Regions from separate parts of the Homo sapiens genome. Here region 1 is linked to region 2. A link is a loop called in an ENCODE intact Hi-C map of the cell type or tissue named here. Cell type or tissue: heart left ventricle. All regions are shown on one strand. Each heading gives the region's core, and the rest is flanking DNA. Links, peaks and the distances in the headings are about the cores only.

The links. A loop is a pair of places that touch in the nucleus more often than their neighbours do. Peaks named below come from ENCODE experiments on the same cell type or tissue, not always from the same donor. Only the 100,000 strongest peaks of a DNase experiment are listed, where the experiment ranks them.
Region 1: a loop joins it to region 2, with 4 times the contacts of the local background. A loop is called at or near these places in 45 of 110 quality-filtered maps.

The regions. Positions count from the first base shown.
Region 1 is chr17:19,990,648-19,996,018 of GRCh38, forward strand. No RefSeq gene overlaps it. Among named protein-coding and RNA genes, the nearest start is that of AKAP10, 16 kb to the left of the region's middle. RefSeq lists enhancers at 2,066-2,599, 4,071-4,572, 4,573-5,072. In heart left ventricle, for the core only: a CTCF peak has its summit at 2,292 (motif pointing right); a DNase peak (open chromatin) is centred at 2,334; H3K4me3 peaks cover 329 bases.
Region 2 is chr17:20,093,196-20,098,566 of GRCh38, forward strand. SPECC1 (sperm antigen with calponin homology and coiled-coil domains 1) reads left to right here. Exons shown (of 15, transcript NM_001243439.2): 2 at 3,436-3,603. The coding sequence starts at 3,457. Among named protein-coding and RNA genes, the nearest start is that of SPECC1, 87 kb to the left of the region's middle. In heart left ventricle, for the core only: a CTCF peak has its summit at 2,280; DNase peaks (open chromatin) are centred at 2,276 and 3,496; H3K4me3 peaks cover 857 bases; H3K27ac peaks cover 3,504 bases.

The sequences.
Region 1 (5,371 bases), core at 219-5,218, 100 kb before region 2:
GCTGGAGTGTGGAGGTGTGATCTCCACTCACTGCACGCTCCACCTCCCAGGTTCTAGCAGTATCCCTGCCTCAGCCTCCCAAGTAGCTGGGATTACAGATGCGCGCCACCATGCCCGGCTACTTTTTGTATTTTTTAGTAGAGACAGGGTTTTGCCACGTTGGCCACGCTGGTCTTGAACTTCTGACCTCAGGTGATCCGCCTGCCTCAGCCTCCAAAGTGCTGGGATTACAGGCGTGAGGTAACACTCTTGAGTGTTAGAAATTATTGCTTTAATTTTACAGATGAGGAAACAGGCTCAGAGAGCCTTCCAAGCTCCTGCAGCTAACCAGTAGCAGAGCCAGAATTCAAAATCAGATCTGGGTGAGCCCAAAGCAGGAGTTGGCAAACTAAGGATCATGGGCCAAATCCAGCCCACTCATTGTCTGTTTTGGTAAATAAAATTTTGCTGAAACAAAATCAGACTCACTCATTTACATAACCCTGATGGCTGCTTTCAAACTACAATAGCGACATTGAGTCCCTGCAAACAAGTCTATGTGGCTCTCAAAGCCTAAAATATTTACTATCTAGCCCTTTATAAAAAGTTTGCTTGTAAACGTTTTTGTTTTTATAGAAAAACTCCTGCTTGGAAGCCTGTTTTTCTTGCCACTTCATCTTTCTTCTTCTCTGTATGCCACTGCTATTATAGTATTGAAGTTGTCACTCTTGCTCCCAGCAGGTGGAAGGACAGCATGCTTCTCATGAAAAGGACCTCAGTAGGACACTCACAGAAGTCCGGGCAACTGGGACAGAGACCACGACCCCCAGGAAGGGAGTGGTCAATCAACACAGGGATCACCAGTACAGGAGCCTCTGTTTGGAAGGAAGGTCAGAAAGATCCTGTGGCCTTGCTCTACCAATTTTTGGCAGCCTGCCTGGCCACATCCCTACCTCCCAGAGGCCCATGCTCTGATTCCTGGATGTCACCCTGTTCTCTGCAGGTGCCAGCAATGTTGCTTTTGCATACTCCCAGGGGGCACTATCCACATGTTCCAGGGACTCCATCTACATAGTTACCCTGGGTGCTATAATTACCTGGGTGTGTCTGGAGTGGGTGGGAGAGAGGGGTGTGGCTGTTCTTGGGATCTGCAGTAAAAGACTCTGTTTAAAGGGTTCTGAGAGAGGAGGCTGCGTCGTGGGGTGTAAAGGAGGGAGCTGGGACTCTGCAGCTTTTGGTCTTTGCAGAGCAGTGGGACTTGAGGAGGTAGAGGAGGAAATCCTGGGAAAGAGGTTGAGGGCACTGTCACGAGAAGACAGTGCAAAGCTACACACACCCAGACCACATAATATGAATATTATATAGAGTTTATTGGGGGCAAAGCCTATATGCGGTGAGGTCTCAGAGCACCCTGCTATGCCCGAGTCAGCCTAAGCCACCAAGGATGACCCTGCAGTCAGACCACGTCTGGCTATTGACTCAGTGCAGTGAGAGGGACTGCACGTTGAGCGACATGGAGATGGCTCAGCACACAAAGGTCAGCAAAGAGTTATTCCAGGACTTGAGGGTGATGTGAAGTTAAGGTGACAATTAAATGAAGCAGGCTCATAGCAAACCAGGCTGTGTGTTGTGAGTCAACATCAGGTGTGGGCTGGGAAATGGACCCAGGGTCTTGTTTCTTTGGAAATAATAATTTTTTGTTTGTTTGTTTTGAGATGGAGTCTCACTCTGTTGCCCAGGCTGGAGTGCAGTGGTGCCATCTTAGCTCACTGCAACCTCCGGCTCCTGAGTTCAAGCAATTCTCCTGCCTTAGCCTCCCCAGTAGCTTGGATTACAGACAAGTGCCACCATGCCCGGCTAATTTTAGTATTTTTAGTAGAGATGAAGTTTCACCATGTTGGCCAGGCTGTTCTCAAACTCCTAACCTCGGGTGATCCACCCACCTCAGTCTCCCAAAGTGTTAGGATTACAGGCGTGAGCCCCCGCATCCAGCCTTTTATTCCTTTTTAAAGGCTGAATAATATTCAATTGTACATATATACCACATTTTGTTTATCCGTTCACCTGCTGACAGACACATGTTGCTTTTGTGTTTTAGCTAGTGGGTCAAAGTTAATACTGCTATGACCATACAGGCACAAATATCTCTTCAAGACCTTACTTTCAATTCTTTTTTTTTTTTTTTTTTTTTTTTTTTTGAGATGAAATCTTGCTCTGTCACCCACGCTGGAGTGCCCTGGCATCATCTTGGCTCACTGCAACCTCAGCCTCCCTGCGCACACAGTTCGGTACTACATATATCCTCTAGGTGGCAGCATAACCCTCAATATAAAAACCCATTCTGAGCCCCGCGCGGTGGCGCGCCTGGAATCCCAGCTGCAGCTACTCTGGAGGATCGCTAGAGCCCAAGAGCTGATGCAATGCTCCAGGACTGCACCTGTGAACAGCCACTGGCACTCCAGCCTGGGCAGCAGCGAGACCCCGTCAATAAACAAACAAACCACCCGATTAGGCGCGGTGGCTCACTTCTGTAATCCCAGCACTTTGGGAGGCCCAGGCGGGTGGATGGCTTAAGCCCAGGAGCTCGAGACCAGCCTGGGCAGCATATAGAGACCTCATCTCTACAAAGAATTAAAAAATTAGCTGGGCATGGTGGCACGCGCCTGTGGTCCCAGCTACTCGGGAGGCTGAGGTGGGAGGGCCACCTGAGCCCAGTTTGGAGGCTGCAGTGAGCCGCAATCGCATCACTGCACTCCAGCCTGGGCGACAGAGCCATACTGTCTCAAAAATAAATAAGTAAATAAATAAATAAAACATAAAAACTATTTTGGGATCCTGACCCTTTGGTCTTTGAACTTCTCTCTCTTTTCTTTCTTTCTTTTTTTTTCTTCTTCCTTCCTTCCTTTTCTTTTTCTTTCTTTCTTCCTTCCTTTCTTCTCTTTCTTTCTTTCTTTTCTTCTTTCCCTTTTTTCTTTCTTTTTGAGAGAGGGTCTCATTGTCACCCAGGGTAGAGTGAGAGGCACTATTACTGCAGCCTTGAACTCCTGGGCTCAAGCGATCTTCTTACCTCAGCCTCCCGAGTAGCTAGGACTACAGCTGCATGCCAGCACACCTGACAATTAATTTTTTTTTTTTTTTTTTTTTTTTGAGACGGAGTCTCACTCTCTCCCAGTCTGGAGTGCAGTGGCGCAATCTCGGCTCACTGCAAGCTCCGCCTCCCGGGTTCACGCCATTCTCCTGCCTCAGCCTCCCGAGTAGCTGGGACTACAGGCGCCCGCCACCACGCCCGGTTAATTTTTTGTATTTTTTAGTAGAGATGGGGTTTCACCGTGTTAGCCAGGATGGTCTCCATCTCCTGACCTCGTGATCCACCTGCCTCGGCCTCCCAAAGTGCTGGGATTACAGGCGTGAGCCACTGCGTCTGGCCAAAAAAAAATTTTTTTTTATAGAGACAGGGTCTCGCTATGTTGCTCAGGCTGGTCTCAAACTCCTGGGCTAAGGCACCGTCTCGCTTCAGCCTCCCAAAGTGTTGGGATTACAGGTGTGAGCCACCAGGCCTGGCCTGGCCTGAATTTTCTTTTTTCTTTTTTTTTCTTTCTTTTTTTCCTTTCTTTCTTTTTTTCTTTTTTTTTTTTGAGACAGAGTCTTGCTCTGTCTCCCAGGCTGGAGTGCAGTGGCCTGCTCTCACTCGCTGCAACCTCCCCCTCCCGGGTTCAAGCAATTCTCCTGCCTCAGCCTCCTGAGTAGCTGGGATTATAGGCATGCGCCACCATGCCCGGCTAATTTTTCTGTTTTTAGTAGAGACGGGGTTTCACCATGTTGGCCAGGCTGGTTTCGAACTCCTGACCTCGTGATCTGCCTGCCTTGGCCTCTCAAAGTGTTGGGATTACAGGCGTGAGCCACCGTGACCAACCGAATTTTCTTAGCACTTTTCTTTTTAAATGCCAAAGGATGGAACCCAGAACTGTGAGCTTCCTTCAGCTCTGTCAGTGGCTTATCTCAACATGAGCTAAATGTACAAAGGTGCTCTTCCTATCTTACTGCTGTGATCGTTGGTCCCATGTTTTGACTGCTGGATTGATTTCAGTAAGGACTCAGGGTATAGATTCTAGCCTTCCTTGAAGGACAGATGTCCTCTCAACTAAACTAGAAGCACACTATAACTCTACAATTTTTGAATTCTTTTTTTTTTTTTATTTTTTTTTTGAGACGGAGTCTCACTCTGTCACCCAGGCTGGAGTGCAGTGGCATGATTTCGGCTCACTGCAACCTCTGCCTCCCGGGTTCAAGCGATTCTCCTGCCTCAGCCTCCCAAGTAGCTGGGACTAGAGGTGTGCGCCACCACGCCCGGATAATTTTTGTATTTTTAGTAGAGATGGGGTTTCACCATGTTGGTCAGGCTGGTCTCGATCTGCTGACCTCGTAATTCTCCTGCCTTGGCCTCCCAGAGTGCTGGGATTACAGGCGTGAGCCACTGCGCCCAGCCCCGGCCCTCTTTTTTTTTTTTTTTTTTTTTCGAGGTGGAGTTTCGCTCTTGTTGCCCAGGCTGGAGTGCAGTGGTGCGATCTCGGCTCACTGCAACCTCTGCCTCCCGGGTTCAAGTGATTCTCCTGCCTCAGTCTCACGAGTAGCTGGGATTACAGGTGTCCGCCACCACCCCCAGCTAATTTTTTGTATTTTTAGTAGAGTAGGGGTTTCACCATTTTGGCCAGGTTGGTCTCGAACTCCTGACCTCAGGTGATCTACCTGCCTCGGCCTCCCAAAGTGCTAGGATTATAGGTGTGAGCCACCACACCCGGCCCCCATTTTTGTATTCTTAGTCTCTGGAGCACAGTTGGTTGAACAAATGAATGAATGAATGTATTACCACAAGGACTACACAAGGCTAGGCATTGCCTGGCTTGGAAAGAGTCTTTAAATTGCTATTATTTATGGAAACTTCAGTGCACCAGCCAGATTTCTTGGTTGCAAGCAACAGAAATAAACTCTGGCTCTCTTTTTTTTTGAGACGGAGTCTCATTCTGTCACCCAGGCTGGAGTGCAGTGGCACGATCTCGACTCACTGCAAGCTCCGCCTCCTGGGTCCACGCCATTCTCCTCCTGCTTCAGCCTCCCGAGTAGCTGGGACTACAGGCACCCACTACCACGCCCAGCTAATTTTTTTGTATTTTTAGTAGAGACGGGGTTTCACCGTGTTAGCCAGGATGGTCTCGATCTCCTGACCTTGTGATCCACCTGCCTCGGCCTCCCAAAGTGCTGGAATTACAGGCGTGAGTCACCACGCCTGGCCAACTCTGGCTCTCTTAAGCATAAAGGGAGTTTATTGGAATGGCATGGCAGTAGAATCATGAGAGTTTGCCTTAGTTCGTTTTCTATTGTTTATAACAGAATA
Region 2 (5,371 bases), core at 201-5,200:
CACTAGATTTGGTATCTGGCAAGGGCCTGCTGTCTGGTTCATAGATGGAGTCCTCTTGCAGTGCCCTCACTTGGTGGAAGGGGCAAACAAGCTCCCTCAGGCACTAATTACATTGATGAGGGCTCTGCCTCCCAGATGCCCTACCTCCTAATACCACAATGGGGGTTAGGTTCCAACATGTACATTCTGGGAGAACATTCAGATCATAGCAGGAGGTGACCCTTACCTCGTAGGGTTACTGAGCTATTTACATAGAGCATTTAGCAGTGCTTTGCCAGGCTCAGAATGAAATAGGATAGCTGCTCTCAGCTCATGACAGCATTTATGTAAATGAACTGGCTTCAGAGAGCCAGGCTGAGGGGCTGAGATGACGGGAGGGATGTAGAAGTGGTGGGAAGTGGATTGGGAGGAAACCTGAAGAAACTTGGAGTGGGCCTAGGGGTGCACCTGCTCCCCTTCTAGTAGGAGTCCTTCCTGCAAGTGGACGGAGGGCACCATATTGTGGGTTTTTTGTTTTTGTTTTTGTTTTTGTTTTTTGTTTTTTTTTTTTTTGGAGATGGAGTCTCCCTCTGTCACCCAGGCTGGAGTGCAGTAGCTCAATCTTGGTTCACTACAACCTCTGCCTCCCGGGTTCAAGTGATTTTCATGCCTCATCTCCCCAAGTAGCTGGGGCTACAGGTGTGTGTCACCACGTCCCCCTAATTTTTTGTATTTTTAGTGAGACAGGGTCTCACCATGTTGCCCAGGCTGGTCTCGAACTCCTGAGCACAGGCAGTCCATCCACCTTGGCCTCCTAAAGTGCTGGGATTACAGGTGTGAGCCACTCCCAGCCTATATTGTATATTTTAAATTTGAGAAGAAGATGGGATTTGAGGAGCAGTGTATGGCTGATGGGTGGGTACAAAATGGAAGGCCTTGCCCAGGAAAACAATGATGGGAATGAAGCCGAAGATGCTCAGGAAAGGGAGTGTGGGCAGCAGGAGGGGGATGGATGAGGAGCATTTTCTGGGTGCAGTCATGTGGGAGTAGTTGGGTTGAATTCAGAGGGTCCAAGAGAAAGGGACCCTGATGCAACAAACATGGGCCTGGACAGTGCTGCCTCAGAGCGGGCCACCTGCCAACCCTGGAAAGGAGGCTGCGTGTTCGTCAGGGGCACCATCCACAGGATCGACGCATTTGTTGCCAGAGATTAAGAGAGAAGTTTAGATCTTTTAATTTTGACTGAGGTGGCTTTTCCTTCTTTTCTTTAACCAAGGACTTAGACTCCTGAAATGTTGGGGAAAAGGTTGACAGGGAAAACATCCACCCTCTTCCTGCTGTTTTTCATCTCTATATTTTTCTCTTTTGTGGTGGTGTGGTGGTGGGCAATAAATAAAAGGCATTTCATTTCAGGGGTAACCTGGGCAGATTTTGGAAAATGTAGACAGATTGCAAAATCATCCTATGTTTTCATAAAGTAAGCCCTGTAATATCCAGTCCTTTATTTTTTTTTTTTATTTAGAGAGAGGTTTTCACTCTGTCACTGTCCCAAGTAGCTGGGACTACAGGTGTGCACCACCATGCCTGGCTAATTTTTGTATTTTTTGTAGAGACAGAGTCTTGCTATGTTGCCCAGGCTGGTCTCAAACTCCTAGACTCAAGTGATCCTCCCACTTTGGCCTCCCAAAATATTGGAATTACAGGCATGAGCCACTGTGCCTGGACTGTAATAGTCATTTCTAAGTAATTCTAATCATAACATAAAAGGGTGTCTTGATTAAACAGATACTTTATTAAGTCATCTCCATGAGTCAGTCAGACTGACAGGTTGCTGGTTGATTCTGCAGTAATTGGTGAAATTCATCAGTAATTCTCTTCAAGAGTCACTCCGGCTCTGTTCATTCATTTTATATTGGGAGGAGGTCCTCATGAAATTAGTTACTGTATAGGTCTCAACCTATGCATTCTTTCATTGTTGCTGTGGAAACAAGCAATAAAAATCGTGGGTTGAAGAAGAAAAATAATCGGTGCTGAACATCTGTAAAATACATGATAATTAACTTGCTTTCTGTAATCCAGAATTTTAAAAAAATCATCATACTTGGAACAAAGCTGAGACTCATAAGGTTCTGAACTAATTATGTAACTGAATCATTAATAGTTTTCCTTGGAAACACTGTGGAAAACAAATTACGCCGCCTTTAAAGGAGTGTTTCCACTGGTAGCAGCATTCACAGAGCCGCTGCCATCAGCTCTGCAGCGTGAGCTCAGTCAGATGCATGCCTGGACACACGCCACCAGCTGGTCACTGTTTCAATAGGGTCGGGAACTAGATGGTCGGGAACTAGAGAGACATTGTCAGGAGAAACAAGGTCGCAGACTGAGCAGGATGCTGCCTGTGGTTCTTCTCGTGGCTGGCTAACGGGCTGTGAGGGGAGAGGCAGCCAGGGACGCTAGCACTGGCCGCCATCCCCCGGGGGCAGTTAGTGAGACCCACCCTGCCCCCACCCTGTGCACTGTGAGAGTGGCAGTTAGAATTGGTTGTCACTTGTGGGTGTTTTGTAAAGTGCATTTCTGATGTTCTTTGAAAGGACAGAACATCATGGGTTTGGTGCCCTGTGTCACACCCTGAGTCCATGGGGACAGGCGGAGTCAGGGTTGGGGCTGGAAGAGAACCGAGAGGGCATTTAATCCAGTCCTGTTATGTTATTGACAGAAGAAACAGAGGCTCTGAGAGGGTGAGGGATGGACCAGGCCGCTCCTTGCTCAGGAATCACAGTGCCGGTCCCTGCTGGCCAGTCTCGGGCTGCCTTCCACATCTCTGTGTGGATTTTCCCCTGATGTCTTCAGCTGTATCTTGCTGGTTTGAACAATTTTCCTTTCATAAAATATTGTAGTTAGGGCAGTCACTCTGCCCAACAGTGTTGGGTCTGACCAATTAAAATATGCTTCATTAATTTTTTATGATACCCATTTTTATCCAAAAGAAGAAAAAAGTCATTTTGTGCTTCTGTGAATTCTTTCAAGTAATTCATTTATGTTTATTTTAAAAATAAGTATATTGTTCCTTTGTCAACCCTAAAGCCACAAAGCTTATGGGCATTTTATTGGTTGACTCTGGCTGACCTGTTTTATCTGGGTGTGAGATACAGATACATAGTGTATGGGTATTTGGTGGAATGCTGTCTCAGGTCATTCTGCTGAAAAGTGATGTCAGGACATCAGTAATGTGGATATGTTTCAGTAGTTTGGTAAAAGCTGTTATGGAGTTGTAAAAATTAGCCTAGTATAAAGCCTATAAACCCATCTTAGGAATATTCTATTTCCAGCCAAATCATAGGTGCTCCTACTCTGTGATAGTTCATGGTGACGTGGTATGTGGGGTGTAAAGTGTGATGATGTCATGCAGCAGGTTCAAGTGATGGAGACATGTTTTTCTTTTCTGCTCTTTTGCAGGACAGACCCACGAAGTCAAGCATGCGGAGTGCAGCCAAGCCCTGGAACCCAGCCATCAGAGCAGGGGGCCACGGCCCAGACCGGGTGCGGCCTCTGCCTGCAGCCTCTTCCGGCATGAAGAGTTCTAAGTCTTCAACTTCCTTGGCTTTTGAGTCCCGACTCAGCAGGGTATGGATCAAAATGCACAGGGCCAGGCAGAGCGCCTGGATACCCTGGGTTGGGAGGATTGAAGAGGGCAGTAAGCAAACCAGTGGCCTCTCGGGGCAGGGAAGGAGGCTCCCAAGGAGGGGTCGCAGGAGGACCAGCATGCCTGGACATGAAGGAATAGAGCTAGCGGGTGGGAGTGGGGGCCCTCTGGGGTCCAGAAAGGAGGTCTGCAAAGTGTTTAACACAGTAATTAAGGTCCTCTGCCCTGGGTTGCATGGACATCCCGGCAGTTTTGCCCCAAGCACGGCCCTGGATAGGGGTCGAGGTCATGCACGATCTTTGCAGCCCCCCACAATCCAGTTGTAGTTCTTCAAGCCCCTCTTACTGGACCCCGCAGCAGCATGGACGCTGTTGATTACGCCCTTCATGAGGGAGTGCGTTCTCCTCTGGTTTTCTCCTCCCCCCATCCCTTTGGTCTCTAAGGTTGGGTGGGCCCATGCCACATTCCTAGACTCATCTCTTTTCTAGCTGCATTCATTTCTTTACATGAGAGGCTCTCACCGTGCAAAGCCTAGTGCCTCCTTAGCTGCCCTGAGATGAATTCATAGACAGTAGCACCTACCTCATGCAATACTTTAGAAAAGTCAATATGATCTTCTATATTAGCATGGATTTCCATCTGCACAGCTGTGCTAAAGGCCTTGAGATGCTCCTTAAAGCACCACGGGCGTGACAGCTACAATGCAGATGGATTTGAGATGCAGACTGATTTGAATTGTGTTGATGACTCAACTACGGTGAAGGCTGCTGCAGAAGGAGTGACGGGATTGTTTTGAAATAGCAGACACTCTTGGTGAAGTTCTGAACCAAGCATGGTGCCGGCTCCCTTTGTTTTAGTATTTTTGGACTTAGAGCAGACACTCTTGGTGAAGACACTCTTAGAGCTAGGCAAGGGGCACATTGTTTTTATGAGTCAAATGGAGGGAGGCTCTAGGCTCAGATAATAATAAAAGGTGTTCCACCTGTGTCAGTGCCTGCGGAATATGTGGAAAGTGTGTGGGTCGTGGAGCAGTTCTTTGTGTAAGATTGTCATGAGCATTTTAGGACATCTGAATTTCCTGTCCTCCTACCCGTTAAATATTAGTAACACATCCAGTCATGGTGACAACCAAAAATGTGCCCTCAGATTTTCAACACATCCCCTGAGGGACAGCCCTGTCCCCATTGAGAACCATTGTTCTAGGTGACGGGTCCATTCTCATGGCTTTTAACACTCTAAGTGGATAACGTCCAAATTTGCATCTCCAGCTGGGACCCCTCTAACTGCCTTTGTGACATCACCCTTGGATGTCCAAAAGTGTAACATGTCCAAAACCGAATCTCAATGCCTTCCTCTCCATCTCTCTCACCATCCCCTAACCTGCTCCCCCAAATCTTCCCATTTGTGTAAATAGCAACTCCATCTTCTTGGTTGCTCAGGCCACAGCCAGTGGCATCACCCTTAAACCCTCCTTTTCTCATGTCTCACAGTCCATCAGTGAAATGCCATCACTTCTACCTTAAAAATATGTGTCAACTCCAACCAATTCCCACTGCCTCCCTTGTGACCAGTTGGGTCATGCCCCCACCCTTCTGTGCCCTAGTCCTGGTCCTTGGAACACCTGAGTCATGTCACTTCTCTGCGTCAACCCTCTAGTGGCTCTCCCCATTCACTCAGAGTGAAAAGCAGAGTCCTTGAAATGGCCAGCGATGCCCTCAGGGCCCAACCCTGTCCCCTGCCTCTCAGGTG